Linked DNA regions of Homo sapiens: regions 2 and 3 are each linked to region 1. Evidence: read pairs that join two places in POLR2A ChIA-PET (ENCODE). Cell type or tissue: CD4-positive, alpha-beta T cell. All regions are shown on one strand. Links, peaks and the distances in the headings refer to the core of each region. The heading gives the core; the rest is flanking DNA.

What was found. Peaks named below come from ENCODE experiments on the same cell type or tissue, not always from the same donor. Only the 100,000 strongest peaks of a DNase experiment are listed, where the experiment ranks them.
Region 2: POLR2A ChIA-PET joins it to region 1 with 5 read pairs; 2 of 35 experiments call an interaction of 5 or more read pairs at or near these places.
Region 3: POLR2A ChIA-PET joins it to region 1 with 5 read pairs; 6 of 35 experiments call an interaction of 5 or more read pairs at or near these places.

The regions. Positions count from the first base shown.
Region 1 is chr18:69,965,316-69,971,225 of GRCh38, forward strand. No RefSeq gene overlaps it. Among named protein-coding and RNA genes, the nearest start is that of CD226, 20 kb to the left of the region's middle. In CD4-positive, alpha-beta T cell, for the core only: no CTCF peak of the experiment used is centred there; a DNase peak (open chromatin) is centred at 2,926.
Region 2 is chr18:70,188,027-70,193,936 of GRCh38, forward strand. It overlaps RTTN (rotatin), which reads right to left. Exons shown (of 49, transcript NM_173630.4): 8 at 5,262-5,427; 9 at 2,512-2,693; 10 at 82-197. Among named protein-coding and RNA genes, the nearest start is that of RTTN, 15 kb to the right of the region's middle. In CD4-positive, alpha-beta T cell, for the core only: no CTCF peak of the experiment used is centred there; no DNase peak of the experiment used is centred there.
Region 3 is chr18:69,845,956-69,851,865 of GRCh38, forward strand. It overlaps DOK6 (docking protein 6), which reads left to right. Exons shown (of 8, transcript NM_152721.6): 8 at 1-3,132. Among named protein-coding and RNA genes, the nearest start is that of CD226, 99 kb to the right of the region's middle. In CD4-positive, alpha-beta T cell, for the core only: no CTCF peak of the experiment used is centred there; no DNase peak of the experiment used is centred there.

The DNA.
Region 1 (5,910 bases), core at 1,121-5,120:
ACCTGACAAAAAGAAGAAATGGGGAAAGGATTCCCTATTTAATAAATGGTGCTGGGAAAACTTGCTAGCCATATGTAGAAAGCTGAAACTGGATCCCTTCCTTACACCTTACACAAAAATTAATTCAAGATGGATTAAAGACTTAAATGTTAGACCTAAAACCATAAAAATTCTAGAAGAAAACCTAGGCAATACCATTCAGGACATAGGCATGGGCAAGGACTTCATGTCTAAAACACCAAAAGCGATGGCAACAAAAGCCAAAATTGACAAATGGGATCTAATTAAACTAAAGAGCTTCTGCACAGCAAAAGAAACTACCATCAGAGTGAACAGACAACGTACAGAATGGGAGTAAAATTTTGCAACCTATTCATCTGACAAAGGGCTAATATCCAGAATCTACAACGAACTCAAACAAATTTACAAAAAAAAAAAAAAACAACCCCATCAAAAAGTGGGCAAAGGATATGAACAGACACTTCTCAAAAGAAGACATTTATGCAGCCAAAAGACACATGAGAAAATGTTTATCATCACTGGCCATCAGAGAAATGCAAATCAAAACCACAATGAGATACCATCTCACACCAGTTAGAACGGTGATCATTACAAAGTCAGGAAACAACCGGTGCTGGAGAGGATGTGGAGAAATAGGAACACTTTTACACTGTTGGTGGGACTGTAAACTAGTTCAACCATTGTGGAAGACAGTGTGGCGATTCCTCAAGGATCTAGAACTAGAAATACCATTTGACCCAGCAATCCCATTACTGGGTATATACCCAAAGGATTATAAATCATGCTGCTATAAAGGCACATGCACACGTATGTTTAATGCGGCACTATTCACAATAGCAAAGACTTGGAACCAACCCAAATGTCCATCAATGATAGACTGGATTAAGAAAATGTGGCACATACACACCATGGAATACTATGCAGCCACAAAAAATGATGAGTTCATGTCCTTTGTAGGGACATGGATGAAGCCGGAAACCATCATTCTCAACAAACTATCGCAAGAACAAAAAACCAAACACCGCATGTTCTCACTCATAGGTGGGCATTGAACAATGAGAACACTTGGACACAGGAAGGGGAACATTACACACCAGGGCCTGTTGTGGGGGGGGGGAGGGGGTAGGGAAAGCATTAGGAGATATACCTAATGTAAATGATGAGTTAATGGGTGCAGCACACCAACATGGCACATGTATATATATGTAACAAACCTGCACGTTGTGCACATGTACCCTAGAACTTATAGAACTTAAAGTATAATAAAAAATAAATAATAAATAAAGAGCGGGAGGGAAGTGCCAAAATGCCCAATAAGATCTTAATAAATACAAGTGCTGGCTCAAAGGTAGAGCTTAAGGCTTTCTCCTGCTGGGCCCTCACTCCATCCCAGAAGGAGATAGAATGCCACGGTTGACCAGATGCACCAGCCTGCCTCCTGCAAAGCAGCACCATCCTCTCTGTCTATGCTTTCTGCATCACATCGCTTGGGCTCCCTGAAACCAGTCCAATATTCACCTTGTTGTATTTATTACCAAGCTTGCATTTCATTTTCAAACGTGTCTTGATTTGGATGACAAACTCTACGGCCACCCTAAGAGCCCTGTATCTAGGGGCTGGAAGACTGGATGCTGCACCTGCCAGAAACCCTGGCAGCGGGATTCCAAATGAGATTCTGTCAACCAAAGGCACTTGCATGAGGTCTGGAAATCAGAAGAGAAGTAGGATTTCATTTCTGTCAAACTGACAGTCACAATTGTCACAATTCCACTTGTGGAAATGTATGCTTGTTGTTCTTCTTTAGCTGTGGTGAGTAGATGTGAGGACTTTACACAGAGGCGACTTGAAGCAGCCTCCTTTCTGGGATCTTCCCGGAAACTCCCTGCACCCGGGCTGGAGACAGCTGTAGATGGGCCAGTGGATTCTTCCAGTGCTGGAACTTCTGACTTGTTGAAACCTCCAAGTCAATCTGAACTCAGGAGACTCCTTCAAGCCTGTGCATGCAGGCCTTCAGATTCACAGCTCCCTCACCCTCTGTTTTAAATGCTATTCTGAATAAGTGTCTAGATTTTTTTCCTTCTTCCCGACTAGCCTTTAACTGATACCTCAGGTCTAATACATTGCTAGAGAGGGAAATGTCAGTCAGCCTTGTTGAAAGGGAAACCGAGGTGAATGTGGCCACTGCCTGGGGTTCCCACCCACAGCTCCTCTGCCCACTGCAGGCACACAGTACAGCATATCCTCTTTCCCTGTCCCTCCAGGACGATGCTGCGGCTCTGACAGAGCATCCTCAGGGAAAGGTCCAGAGGCAGAAAAGCACAACCCGTTCCTTCCTGTGAGGCTCCTTCACCAGCAAGAAAAACCTTCACTGCAGACGCTTTCGTGCCTCCTTGGCCAGAACTGATCTCATCTATATCTATTTTACCTGTCACGAAATCACAAACTACCCCAAAGTTTAGTGGCCTACTAGTGGTCCCCAACCTTTTTGGCACCAGGGACCAATTTCGTGGAAGAAAATTTTTCCACAGACCAGGGAGAGGGGATGGTTTCGGGATGATCCAAACACATTACCTTTATTGTGCACTTTATTTCTATTATTATTACGTTGTAATATATAATGAAATAATCATACAACTCACCATAATGTAGAATCAGTGGGAGCCCTGAGCTTGTTTTCCTGCAACTAGACAATCCCATCTGTGGGTGATGGGAGACAGTGACTGATCATCAGGCATTAGATTCTCATAATGAGGCTGCAGCCTAGATCCTTCACACGCAGTTCACAATAGGGTTCGTGCTCCTATGAGAATCTAATGCTGCTGCTGATCTGACAGGAGGCGGAGCTCAGGTGGTAATGTGAGCAACAGCGAGCAGCTGTAAATACAGATGCAGCTTCACTTGCTCTAGCGCCGCTCACATCCTGCTGTGCGGCCTGGTTCCTAAAAGGCCACAGACTGGTATCAGTCAACTGCCTGGGGGCTGGGGACACCTGGCTTAAACAAAAGCAGCTCATAATTTTGCAGGGCAGCTATCTGGGCAGTTCTGCACTGCTCTTATCTCTTTCTCTGTGTCTGTCTTATCTAGCAGTTCCTCGGTTTCTCTCTCTCTCTCTCTGTCTGGCACAATGTAGGTATTAAGAGCTGCTGTATTCATTCTCTACATGCCACTGTAAATTACCACAAATTTAGTAGTTTAAATAAAAATAAATGTTAGGTCAGGAGTCCAGTGTGGGTCTCACAGAGCTCAAATGGAAGTAGCAGCAGGGCTGTGTGCCCTTCTGAAGGCTCCAGGCAAGAGGGAACCTGCTCCCTGCCTCTGCCAGCTTCTGGAGGCAGCTGCTTTCCTTGGCTCATGGCCCCACTCCATCTCTAAGTCCGCAGCATGGCACTGACCTGAACCTTCTTCCCTCTTCACATCTCCTGCTGACTCCACTCTGCCTCCCTCATCCACTTTAAAGACTCTGGGATTACACTAGGCAAATTTGAATAATCTAGGCTAAACTAATCTCTCCACCTCAAGGTCCTTAACCTTAGTCACATGTGCAAAGTCCTTTTTGTCATGAAAAGTCATATATTTACAGGTTCCAGGGATTCGGATATGGATATCCTTGGGAGGGTCATTATTCTGCCTACCACACCAGCCAGATACAAATTAATTTCCTTTCTTCTTCCCAAAAGCATTGACTCAGGCTTATTCCCAAACGCATTGACTCAGGTTTATTCCAAGCCCTAGTGCTTGGCACAGAAACAAGCAGAATTATCTGGGAAAATCCACTCATTCAAGGTGTTCACTGCTCTGGTTTGAGGACTGCTGGGAAGATACTTTGAAGGAAAAGATCATGAAAAATAAAGACAGAAGAAAAAATATTCAACTAAAGTTAAACAAGAATATTCAACTAAAGTTAAACAATACACACACATTTAATATGTTATCAACTAAAGATACCAATCCACTAAAATATTTGTTGTTCAAATGCTTTTAGACTTTTTCCTTTCTAATAGTGGTATTCTGGGCTTCCATGGGTTTCCAAATGTTAGGATCCACAAGCACTATCCAAGAAAACGAGAAATAAGATGAAAACAAAGTTGGGTTAAAGTCCATTATTATATATGCAGAGTGAGTTATGTTTTATACCTTTGGCTTATTTTAAGTCATTTTACTAAGATCATATTTACTTAAATTTTCTCTGCTATGGCAATCACATTTCCTCTTCTCCCATTCTTTAATTTATGCATATTGATTTCCCTAGGGACCTTTTCAATTCTTCCTTCTTGCATTGTTTCTCTTCTTCATTCTGAGCACCAGCATGCCTTTCTCTTGCTTAATTTCCTCTCAGAGGAGCCATTCCTCCACTTCAGTGCCCTCAATAAAAAGCTGCGATGTCCTCAAAGTTCAAAGTTGCATCATGGGCATAATTTTCCTTGTAGTACAACTGTGTAATCAGATTGTTCCTTCGCCAACATTGATCAGGTTTCAGGTGTGTGCATAAATGGGCTGAAACTCTTAATTTTCCTGCATTTATTAAAACCAAAAACTGAAATATCTATCATTTTTAACTAGAACACTAAAATCTTGTCTTACACATTGATATCCAGGACACACATCATTCCTGGAGGCCACTCCCCCAACACAGAGGCTCCATCTTGATGCCATCTTTGGCTTGTCCTCTTTACGTTTCATATTCAACCACCAACTCCTGAAGAGTCTCCATGAAAATATTTGTAAGAGCGACCTCTGCCTCTCCACCTCCATTCTCACTATTCCTAGTTCTCAAAGAATCCATTACGGAGTCAGAGATTCACCTTCTCCTAAATCATCCTACAACAGCCTTCCCTCAGGTCCACATTCCGAATGAATGCTTTCAGAGTAACAGTATTGACAGACAGATGCCTCACAAACCATCTCACTTAATGCTCTGATGATTCACATGCCAGATTGTGACCGCTGGATGGTTGCTATGTGTCTGACACCCTCTAATGCTTTATATGTTTCATTCATTTAACTGTTTTTAAAATATTAGAGAGCAGGAATTGCTACTATTTTCATGCTACATTTGAGGAAACTGAGGCACCGAGTGGTTAAGTAATTTTCCCAATGTCCTCCCTCACCCTCTAGGTAGCAAAGCGAGGATTTCAACCCAGATATCTGACTGTAGACCCACACTTTTAACCTCAACACCTCACAGCCCACCCATGGGAGGTATTTTCCCCCCACTCAACACATAATAAAATAAGCATCACAGCAGTTAGGAAGCCAGCTACAGTTCTGTGGGTCAGTGATTCCCTTTATGATACCCCCTGAGTCCGAGATGTAAATGAACAAACTGCCTAACGCAATGATTCCCAAAGTGCATCCTCCAATTGCCACTGACATCTTGGAAAATGTTCATTACGTGGATAAACAGGATTAGGAAATTCTACAGACTTTATTCCCATTTTGTAGACACAGAAATCACTCAACACAGCACATTAAAAGCTCTGGTAAGTTCAGCAGCAAAGAAGTTTATCGAGCTTAGTTTAACCCACTGTTTCTCAAACTACACCGGTCCACAAGTAATGTCATTTTATTCAATGACATTTCATTGTAATATTGATGAGAAAAAAAAATGGAAGCCTGGCTGGGGCCACTGTCCTTGTGGAGTTAGCATACTGTCTCCACGTCTGCATGGGTTTTCACATATTCCACTTTCCTCCCACATCCCAAAGCTGTGCAGGTTAGCTTCACTGGCGTGTCTAAATGGTCCCAGTCTGGGTGAGTGTCGGTGTGTGTGAGTGCACCCTGTGATGGAACGGCGTCCTGTCCAGGGCTGGTTCCTGCCTTGCACCCTGAGCTGCTGGGATGGAATCTGGCCTCCCAAAACCCTGAACTTAAATAATTGGGTAAATAATT
Region 2 (5,910 bases), core at 821-4,820, 220 kb after region 1:
GAGACAATGAAACCGGCTTAAAAGAACCAAAATCTTAAAAAATACTATTCCCTATATCCCAAAGAAAACATTGATTCTTACCATATCTATACCAAAAAGGCTGCTGTCATCCCAGATATCTGTTGAAATTGCTTCACCAATAAGTGTCATATCCTCTGTAAGCAATTCCAGAACTCTTATTATCACTTGTCTGCTACCTAGGAATACAAACAGAAAAAAGTAAAGGAGAAGAAGTTACTTAACTTTAAAATAATCAGCTGAATATCATATTGCTCAATTTTCTAGTTAGTCATGCTCCAACATTTTCTCTTTTTTTCTAATGTTCTTAGAACTGTAGAGAAATCACAATTTACAATCACACTGAAGGCTTCTGTTCCAGTCACAGTACTACTTTACTACATAACAAATCAAATACATTTATAATTGGAAAAGATATTGAAAGTAGCAATAATCTAACAAGTACTGTGAGATAGATTAAAATAATTTTTCGAATTTAGGGACCATCCATTTTACACGTAATATGTGACAAAGCACCAGAAAGGTTTAGAAAACGTATTCCAATAATTTCTACTTAGTACTAGAAGGCGTGAGCCTTCTCATAAATTAGTATTTTCCCACACAGGAGTTGCCTGGGAAGCTAAGCTTGGACTGGAGCAACTAAAGGAATAAATGAACATGCTAACATTTGCTAAAGAAACTATTTGTACTCACCTTAAACTCAAAAAAACTTCCCAAAGTCACACCCACCAGAGCAACCTCCTTTCTCCACAGAGACAGAATAACAAAGACTCCACTTCCATTATCCTGTGTGAGACGAACATTCACACGAGACTTTCCCACCCCGCATCCCAAAGGTTAAGTTCTAATGAATCAAAGTAAAACAAACTACCAGATTGGAAGGATCTAGATTAATTTTTTCACTAGAAGAGCTGGACCAAATTCTCTTACAAATCTCTTACGATATTGAACAGTTACAAATCATGCCATAATTTACCACAAAAGGGCAGGAGAACATTTAGTTTTTATGTACCAAGATATAGCTTTATAATTATCAATCTGACTTTTTAAAGCAAATTAAGGAAAGGTTAAATGCAAAATCATTAAAGTCTAAGACTGTTCTTCTCAGCTTACCAGACAGATAAACATATGTACTTTATGATGCCAAAGTTCAGATCTTTCTTCATTTCACATTATTAGTATATGAATTAATATATAGTTCCAGCTAGTAGAAGCACTTACTGAGTAAAAAGTATGAGTACACAGTTTTCCTCAGGATAAAAACATTTTAAATGTTTTCCAAATATATACCTTCCTGCTTCTTTCTCCTCCATCACCTCCAAGTGGCAAAAAATAGACATGGGACTTAAAGAACCATTAACTTGGAATATATATTTTTACTTTGCCAGTATAAAGTAAAAAGGGCAAAACTTGGTTATCTTATTTATATCCTGATGAGTTTATCAAACGTTGAAAATGTATAGATTTTGAGAATAAAAATCATGACTGTTTTCTTTCTAAAACTTTCTTTACACCTTGCAAAATGCTAAAGTATTTAAAAGCATGGACTTTAGATTCAAAAGAATCGTGGTTCAAGTCCCTGCTTTTAGCCGTTTGACTTCAGGCAAGTTTCTAAACCACTCAAAAACTCAGCTTCATCATTTGTAAAAATGGAGATAAAATTAGTTAACTACCAGTGAAAAAACAAAATGGGTTGATATGAAAAATACACGAAATAATGCACACAAAACCAAGTATGAAGGCAGAACCCAGTAGGGACACGTGCTAACTGTTGTTTCATTACTAGACTCAGCAGACCTCTGTCATATTGTTATTGCTGTTACCATTGTTCAGTACAATTACAATTAAATACCAGTGTATATTTCAGTCAACCTCTTCAAATTTTCCTAGTACATCTGAACAAAAATGGGATCTCAAAATATTTGTGGCTTTTTTAAGAAAAATTACTACAAAGGTAAGAATCCAGTTTTGGAGTTTTGTTTTTAACATGTTAAGTGGCTTAAGTAGCAAGAAATGAATGGGAAGAGTAAACAACTGACAGCTAATCAAAAAGTTTCCAAAGAGCAAAAGCCAAAGATTTTTTTATTCTGGTCTATTCATGCCAGTCCACCTTTTATACCTTATTCCAGTTGCTGAATGTTGTCACTGCTCAAATTTAAAATAGCCATACAGTCCAAAAAAAAAAGAAAAAAATAGATGACAGCAAGAATAAATGCAAAAAATAGATAAAAATTCTAAAAAAAAAATAAGCATGAAAGCCTGTGCCAATAAAAACTCATAAAATGGAAGGGCAAGCTGAATAGCCCTCCAAGGCATCCACATTTAATTTAAAAATAATAAAGACCTTATTAGGTTTTTAGAAATTTATATCCCAAAAGATAAGTAAATACAGATTCCAAAGGCCCTAACATAGAAGAGAAAAAAAGGAAAATCCTAACGAAATACAAAACAGACACAAATTATATCAGAATTACGATTTCTAAAACAACTAACCTGTTCTTAAGAGAGGAACAGCTGATTCCAGAATGGAGACACAAAACTGGGGAAGACTGAGCTGCTGGAATTGTAGTTCCAATGTGTCTTCAGTTTCCAGCTCTGGCAGATCTATGTGTCCCATATCCAAAGGTGAATGAACGGATATCCTGGAGTTTACATGAGCATGACTACTACTTCCACTGCAAGATAAACAAATGATAAACCTTGCATACAGAAACAATCCCCAAACAGATTTACTGCATATCTGCTGCCTCGCATATTAGAAGCCTCATACAAGTCACAACTCTACTGCTTCATTCAACTCTGGTCAGATTTGTAGAAACTTTGACAAATTTACGAAATTAAATTCCATAAAGATGACTCAAGGCCAGGAGTGGTGGCTCATGCCTGTCATCCCAGCACTTTGGGAGGCCAAGGCGGGCAGATCACCTGAGGTCAGGAGTTCAAGACCAGCCTGGCCAACATGGTGAAATCCCACCTCTACTAAAAATACAAAAAAAAAAATTCGCTGGGCATGGTGGCACACACCTGTAATCCCAGCTACTGGGGAGGCTGAGGCGGGAGAATCTTCTGAGCCCAGGAGGTAGACGTTGCAGTGAGCTGAGATAGCGACACTGCACTCCAGCCTGGGCGACAGAGCAAGACTCCATCTCAAAAAAAAAAAAAGACTCTAAATTGTAAATGAAGCCAAAAATGCATCTATATTTTGCTTGTCAGGCTGATATCTCAAAACATGTCAACATTCCTATAGTAGGAATCAATATTAGCACTGATAACCCATTCATTTCCAAAAGGAAATAAGCAGATTTATAGGAAAGCTCTTCTGTAATCAACGTGTAGAGACAAAACCAATAGTTCATACCGTTTCCTAGATTTTCTGAGTTTCACCACTGTTCTGAGTAAGCCAGTGTTAGTAAATGAAGGATGTTTCTAGAAAAACCTCATGGGAAATGTATTACTTCACTTAGTACATTCGACATCATGTAGTGACTTCAAAAATGCACCCAAAAAAACGGAACATCCCATTGTCCTTGGCTTTCTTCATTAAAAAGTTCTTACCTCGGATGTAAAGTGCTGGAGTAAGGATTTAAAAAGTGTAGAAAGGCTAGAGCCTCACACTTACAAAGAGCCTCAAAATTTTGTCTTTTGATGTTATCCACAACCGAAGCTGGATCACAAGAGACATATTAATGCTATGGAACATTTAAATTTGCCCAAATTATAAACCAACTTTGTCGTTTCTTCAATTTCAAGATACCAAGCACCCCAAAATATGGAAACAACTCGGGCTTCTCTGTAACTCTGAAAGGAAGTTTCAGTGAGGAAGCTGTTCACTCAGGAGTGAAAACTTAGAAGCATGAAGCACACAAGAGAATGAGGCAGAAAGGCTTCAGGAGAAAGAGAAAAACATGGCTGAACAACCAACTACAATATAAGGACTAAGAGCATAGACTCTCCTATCATTTTATTTAACCCTAGCTCTGCTCTTTACCAACTGTTATGCTCTTAACCTCTCTAAACCTCAATGAGGATGATAATAATAATACTAATGCTATATATAATATCAATCCTATTCTAGGACAACTAAAGGAGACAAAGTATGCAAAGCACAGGGCATAACACCATACACACAGCAGGTATGAATCAGTATTAGCTTGTTAACAGTAGTAGCAGTATTGCAAGAAAATAATTAAGCCAACAGACCAATGCTTAACTTAGTGAACATTTTTTAGAATGACACTAAAGAGACTAATATGTTTCTAACACATTTGCACCCAAGGATAAGGTAACATACAAATACCACACCAATCCTTTTAAGCAGAGTTGGTGTATGAAAATCTGGGTGCCAAGCACTGGGGGCCAAGCATGGTGACTCATGTCTGTAATCTCAGCACTTTACGAGGCCAAGATGGGAAGATCACTTGAGCCCAGGAGTTCGAGACCAGCCTGGGAAACATAGTGAGACCCCATCTCTACAAAAAATAAAAGGCTTAGCCAAGTATGGTAGTGCACATCTGTGGTCCCAGCCACTCAGGAGGCTGAGGCGAAAGGATCACTTGAGCCCAGAAGTCAAGGCTATAATCGTGCCACTGCACTCCAGCCTAGGCAAGAGAGTGAGACCTTGTCTCAAAAAAAAAAAAAAAAAAAAGAAAAAAATCTGTATTTACACAAACAAATACCATAAATTGTTCACCTTGAAGGAGTCCTTATTTTATAAAATTCTCCAACCATTCCTTTTAACAGTAAACACTTATCCATTTGTTATAAGACTTACAAAAATATGTGTAAAATACTATCAACAATGTATCTATCATTTAAAGCTATTCTTTTAAACTTGATCATATTCCGTTTGCAGCTGGTAAAAACAATTTATTGGGTCAGAATCATTTCTTTTCTAATGAAATCGGAACTGAAAATATAGTTCAGTGTGTCAAACATAGTATCAGAATACTATTATGTGAACATTTTGTTTTGGGGGACACATACACACACATATATATACATAAACAGAGCATATGTTCAAGTACTGAGCACTGAGTTGCGATGTAATATTTATCTGTCCTTACCGTGGATCATGGTCAAAAAAAGTATGAAGCCAGGGTTTAACACAAGGCCTATACCTGTGTTAATGTTTCAAAAAAAAAAAAAAAAAAAAGGACAGAAAAATAATTATCTCCTTCTGAAATTAACACACACACAAGTTAACCGGCATTTCTCATTTCCCCAGAGACACTGCTAGCAGTCACCTAGAGGACGCTGCATCCCAGTCCTGGCCATCTCCTCTGGGTCGCTGGCCTGTGCGCCCAACCACAGAAGGCCGAGGGCTGCTGCTTCCTGGGGAAGGATTCTGGGAATGATGAGTACCTCTTGCTTCATGACAATAAGACAAAGAAGAATTTTGGGAAACTGTGTCTGGGGAAACAAAGAAAAAATAAAATTATTCTTTAGTAGAAACAGACTTCTGACTATGTGGTATTTATGTATCATTCTTCCAAAAACATTAACAAATTAAGATAGTAGGAATCCTTCTACAGGGGTAAAAACAAAAGCAAAGATCAAACTTTTCTATAAGTATTCACTTAGTACATTTAGGTTTATATCTAACTGACTTGATTACATGGGACCTTCTAGTCAATGGCATTCAGTTACAACATTAGAGACTACCAAAGCAGAAAAACACTAGATCATGCACTCGTCTGCTTAAAACTCTCCAAGAATGGCTACCTCATACTGTACATAAAAATTAATTCAAAGTGGATCAACAACCTAAATATAAAAGCTAAAGCCATAAAGCTCTTAGCGGAAAAAATAAATCTTCATGACCTTGAATTTGGCAATCGATTGTTAACTATGACATCGAAAGCACAAACAACCAAGGAACAGACAGATAAGCTG
Region 3 (5,910 bases), core at 727-4,726, 120 kb before region 1:
TATCGGTGAGACTGGTGTGCGGGGCTGGATCTGTGAGACAAGCTCACACTCTCATGTGTGCATTCTCTATTAACATATTTGGAAGATTGCCCACATTTTCTCTGCAGACCTGCCACAAATCCTTACCTTCTTACTGAAGAATGTGACTATTGTAGCATTCGTGCAATTATGCCAGCAGAGGAGGCACTAGACAGTTTATAGACTCTTATGGAAGTTGGGCACATTTCCCAGGCAGGTGGAATGCTAGCTAGATCTAGAAGCACCCTTAAAGGTCATGTAGAATCAAGGTCCCACTTTATGTTTCCCTTGGGAGAAAACTGAAACCCATGGATGCTGTAATTTGTTTAACGGCAAAGAAAGAGCCAAGAATTGTTTCTCGTAGTTCCAGGGTCCTGATCTAGGAATGTTTCCTTGGCTCCATGGCATCTCCCAGTTTGACATAGTGGGAGCTGAGAAATGCCATATGGCCTCAAAATAAATAAACCCTTGTACATTTAAGTGTTTTCCCAGATTTTCAGATGCCTCTACTCTTGCTGAACTCATCACCAGCTGTATCAGTAGAGAGGTGTTATGGGGCAATTCATTAGATTTCTGGTAGGTCATGAATGGTTGGTATAAGCTTTATTTACTCATATATTGTCATCCAGTTCTTTGAAATTCAATCTTATCCTAAAGTGGTAGTCAAAGTAAAACACATTAAGTAGGTGTTTGTGTTTAGCAGTCCTACTAATTCATCACAATCACATAGTAATTGTGATTATAATTTTTGGAATCTTTATCACTTTCTAGCACTTTACGGTGTCATTATTTATGGCATTTTTAACAACTTTGTTGCATAATTGATAACATCAGGGCTACATTTTTTTCATGTGAGCCTCAAGAAGCTTCCATTATCAACAAGAATTGGGGAAATGACTTTTTTACATTATAATACCTTATATATTAGGTTTTTCCTGATAATCTTCAGTAGACAATGATTTAAATTAACTGAAGTTTAAATAAGAAATATGTTAAAATTACTAAATAATATGAAAACCACATTATACTTGTAATTTTCAGACACTTTTCTCCTACCTTAAGATTTTAACATCTTGTAAATATTAATATTTGAAGGGGAGAGGAAAAATACATTTGTAGTAGAAATATTCCCTCTAACAATTCTGTTTAACTAGTAAGTTTTTTTTAAGTTATCTTCCATGCCTGCTTCCCTAGTCTGAACTCCACATTCCAGTTGTCAGAAGAATGAATGGATTTAAATTTTCTAATCATTATTTTGGGCCCATGTTAGCAGTTGAAACAATTAAGTTCCTCACTCTTTCCTGCTTTTAGGATGATTTTAGACTGTGAGCATAAAATCAACCCTTTCTGTCAGCACAGAATTGAACATCGAATGGAGCAAGGTCTACACTCTCAGCCTGTAGCTGTGCTAATGTTAGGATTGAATTGTTCTATTAATTCCCTCAAGAGACCCACAGCCTCAAAAGAGTTGCTTATTATCAGATGTCCGAAATTCAGAAACCCAAAGTCAGGCAAAGAAGGAAACTGAGATAATGATTTAATTTTTTTAAGTCACTGCAGGATTTCTCTCAAAGAAAACATCTGAAAATGGTTGAGAAAGTAGTTCCAGATCATTAACTATTTTACAGAGGGACTGAAAGCCAGGGAAAATAAAGAACAGAATGATAGTAGTATCTTGATATTAAATTTGCATCAGAAATGAGCAAAATATGTCAATATGAAATAATTTGAAATCAAATTCAGATTCACATGTATAGTGCATAGTTCAAGAAATAATGCTTACTCTTGTAAAAAAAAAAAATATATATATATGTATCAGCAGGTAGAGTGTGGGAGCTCCAACTTTGTTGTGAAAGCTGATAACAGAGTATGATTCTTTCCAGTTACAAAATACTGTATTACTTTAGTTATAGCAAGCAGTACATAAATGACATCAACAACTCAGGCTGCTCCCTGACATAAAAGCCAGTTCCATCTTTACTGCAGATGACAGGAGACTTTCCAAGACCTGCAGAGGCCCCCTCCACCCCAACCTTAGTGCATGCTCACACACACACACACACACACACACACACACACACACACACACATTTTTGGCTTTTGACCCACTCTGTGTGTTCCACTGAAGTTATCTTTTCCTTAATAGATTCACACAGAATTACCCCATCCTGCAAAATCCTTATCCCTATGAATCTCTAAAATATATTAAATAATGTGTTATATATTTGCTTTTTGTAAATCTTTATTTAATTAATTTATATATACTTTGTGAAGTCTTATACTGTACATCATAAAGCGATGTCATCTGTAGTTGGTTCAATATAATGTTTATGATCATTTTGATAAGAAATAACTTTGGACATTAGGCCCTTGTTAAGAAATAAAACACCCATTATAAATTTGCTTCTGTTGGAAAATACATGATTTGGCATACTTCATTTTTAGTAACAATCTATTCTAGATAAATGATAATTTGGGGACATCTGTACTTAAAAACTAGCTGAACTACGTTTTGGGATGAGATGCAAAGCAACAGCTGTCCCTGGAACTGAAATGTGAATTTCTAGCAGAACAGAAAATATTATAATAATGAGGCAATAATAAAATTAGGAAATTAAATTATTTTTAAATCTGTCTGTGTGATTTTTCCCCTTGGTAAAAATACATGAAATACATAATTGAAAAATTACCTTCTTCTGAAGTCGTAGTTTTTAATCTTAACCATCAATAAATAAACCTATTGTTAACAATGTCTTATTCATAATTCTAAAAAATTTACAAATGATATTGCTATGAGGTTGTGCACTATTAAAGTTTGCTCCATCACTTAAAGGTAAAGCAGTTCAAAAATACTACTTTACATCACAACTTTGCATGGCTGAGATTTTGAACAACTAAATTGATGGTTTTACCCACAAGTTATTTCATAAAGCTAACACTGTAATATTACTTGGTTTTCTTATACTTTTGTTATCATGTGATGAAATGTAACTATGTAATTAAACAAAATTCTGACAATCATATTCTGCTAATGTTTAAAATGTTACTTATTCCTTCACTTATTAGCTTGCTATTTTGAAAATAAAGTGAAAGAAGGCCCTTTATTAAATGAAAGGTTACCGATAATTTATTATGTATTTCCAACGTTTTCCTAACTCCATCTTTTAATATAATTGAATTTTTATTAGGTTGACTCTGGTCTGAAGGAATTATAGAATTTAATATGGAAAATGACACTAGAGATTAACACTTTCGGATATCCAGGCCGGGCGCGGTGGCTCACACCTGTAATCCCAACACTTTGGGAGGCTGAGGCGGGTGGATCACTTGAGGCCAGGAGTTCAAGACCAGCCTGGCTAACATGGTGAAACCCCGTCTCTACTAAAAATACAAAAATTAGCTGGGCGTGGTGGCAGGCACCTGTAATCCCAGCTACTCAGGAGGCTGAGGCACGAGAATCGCTTGAACCTGGGAGGCGGAGGTTGCAGTGAGCTGAGATCGTGCCACTGTACTCCAGCCTGGGTGACAGAGTGGGACTCGCCCTCAAAGAAAAAAAAAGATATTCAGAGAGCTTAACTGGCTTGCATAATGTTGCACAGCTAGACAATGGCTTTTCCTACAGAACTCTGCTAATAGACAAAAAAAAAAAAAAAAAATTGAAAATAAACATCATTTGGTAGATAAAGATTTAACTTCAAAAGTGAAATGCATGCAGCTGTGACTATCATGCTGTTATCAATGGCTTCTTTTATTTTTCAGCCCATGATTAAGTAGCCTTTGCCACTCAGATTTAGACCTGTCTAGAAATACACTTACAGAATCTGTTTTTCAAACTTAACCTTTAAATATTAGCTGGGCATTTCTTATGGGCTTACTAGATTAATTTGTTATGAGTATTTTTCCTTTTAGAGAATAATGCTTTTAAAGAGAGTGTGAAGCTCCAATAATATCAGAGAAATCAAACTAGGTGAGAGAAAAGGAATCAAGCAGTCAGTACTGTTAAAAATGCCCTTCAATGGGTAAGTCTGGGCCAAATTCATGAATTGAAGAAAACAATGAAAAATGTATGAGACCTTTCCATTTTATGCAGCCAATAGAAGTTTGAAAAATGTTCAGGGGTGGCAATGATGATGAAATCACCCATTCTTTGTCAATATTGAATGAAATACAGCTTATTCTGAATATGAATTTTTAGTGATACATTTTCGTAACAAATTGGTTGTATGAACTTGATGAATTTTCTTTCCCTTTTTGTCACTATTAAAATCATGGAGACTATATTTACTTGGGAAAATGTATTTAGAAATAATGTAAAGGTTTATATAAGCTTAGAGCTAACATCAAAGAAGGTATTTAATAAATATACGTCACGAGGCACAGCTCAATAGCAATTATGCTGCTATTTTCGTAATGTACAAAGAACATCAACTCTTTCTACTTCCAGTTTAGTCAAGAAATATATTTTTAAAAGATTTATCTAATATTAGCATCCATATGGTGAATTATTAAAATAAATATTTGAGTAAGAGCTGCATAGAATATCAAAACATTCATGGAAGTATGAATTACACTAATATGTAGGTATCTCTAGGGTATTAGCCTGCTGATTTCATCTGATCTCAAAGGCCAGTCAATCACTACTTTTTGCGTAACTGCTACCTCCAAAACATGAGTGGAGGACAAACAATATCTCCTGATCTTTCTTCTTGCCTCCTTTTAATTCCATTTGATATGCATCAATGACAGTATGGAGCTGTGGCAGCAAATATGTACATGGCTTTCTGTAGGAGACATGAAAATGGATAGAAGGAAGGAAGGAAGACAAGAGAGACCATCCTCACTAGCTCCCTAAATTCCTTTCTCAAAGCTATGTCTGAACTTCTCTTTCCTTCTTCCTCCTCCTCCTTCTCCTCTTTCTCTTCCCCGCCCCGGCCACCCCACCCAACAAATAGGCTGCATTTTAATCACAAAAAAATTATTAGACACACAGTCTAACCTAACTCCAAAATTGTCTCTTGTTATTTGAATTGTATAAATGTTTTAAAGCCTCTTTTTTAAAAAAAGAAAAAATTTATTAGATGCCATAATCTAACAGAACTCCAAATGTATCTGTTGCTACTTGAGCTCTATACATTTTTAAAACCTCATTTTAAAAAAATCCTCTATTTCTTCCTCTCTTGACACAAACTTGCATATAAGACAAACATACACTCATTGTCTTTTTTTTTTTTTTTTTTTTTTTTTGAGATGCAGTCTCCCAGGCTAGAGTGCAGGGGCACGATCTTGGCTTACTGCAACTTCCATCTCCCAGGTTCAAGCGATTCTCCTGCCTCTGCCTCCCAAGTAGCTAGGACTACAGGCGAGTGCCACCACAACCAGCTAATATTTTTGTATTTTTAGAAGAGACGGGGTTTCACCATGTTAGCCAGGCTGGTCTTGAACTCCTGGCCTCAAGTGATCCACCCGCCTCAGCCTCCCAAAGTGCTGGGATTACAGGCACGAGCCACCACTCCTGGCCTCATTGTTACTTTCTATTCATGTGTGAATTACAGAGATCCATTCTAAATATTCAATACTCCCTGAATATTTGCAAACTTTGGTTATGAGAAAGCCAAAGGGGGAAAATATTATTCAGAAATTCAATTTTAAAAGCATGAGCTGAATGTTCTAATTACTGGGAATTCAAAAATGGGTAAGATTTGGTCCCTTCTGTAAGATTTGGCTCACCATCCGGAGAGGAAGCGTATTCCTCAAGCCATGAGGCAGGTATACTTAGTCTAATCTTGCTTAATGACTGTCCTTTGAGTACCATTTGACTTAAGAAATTCCTTTCTTGTTCCAATATCTATTAAAAGTTACAGATAACCTGCTGTTTTTAGGTAACCTGCTGTT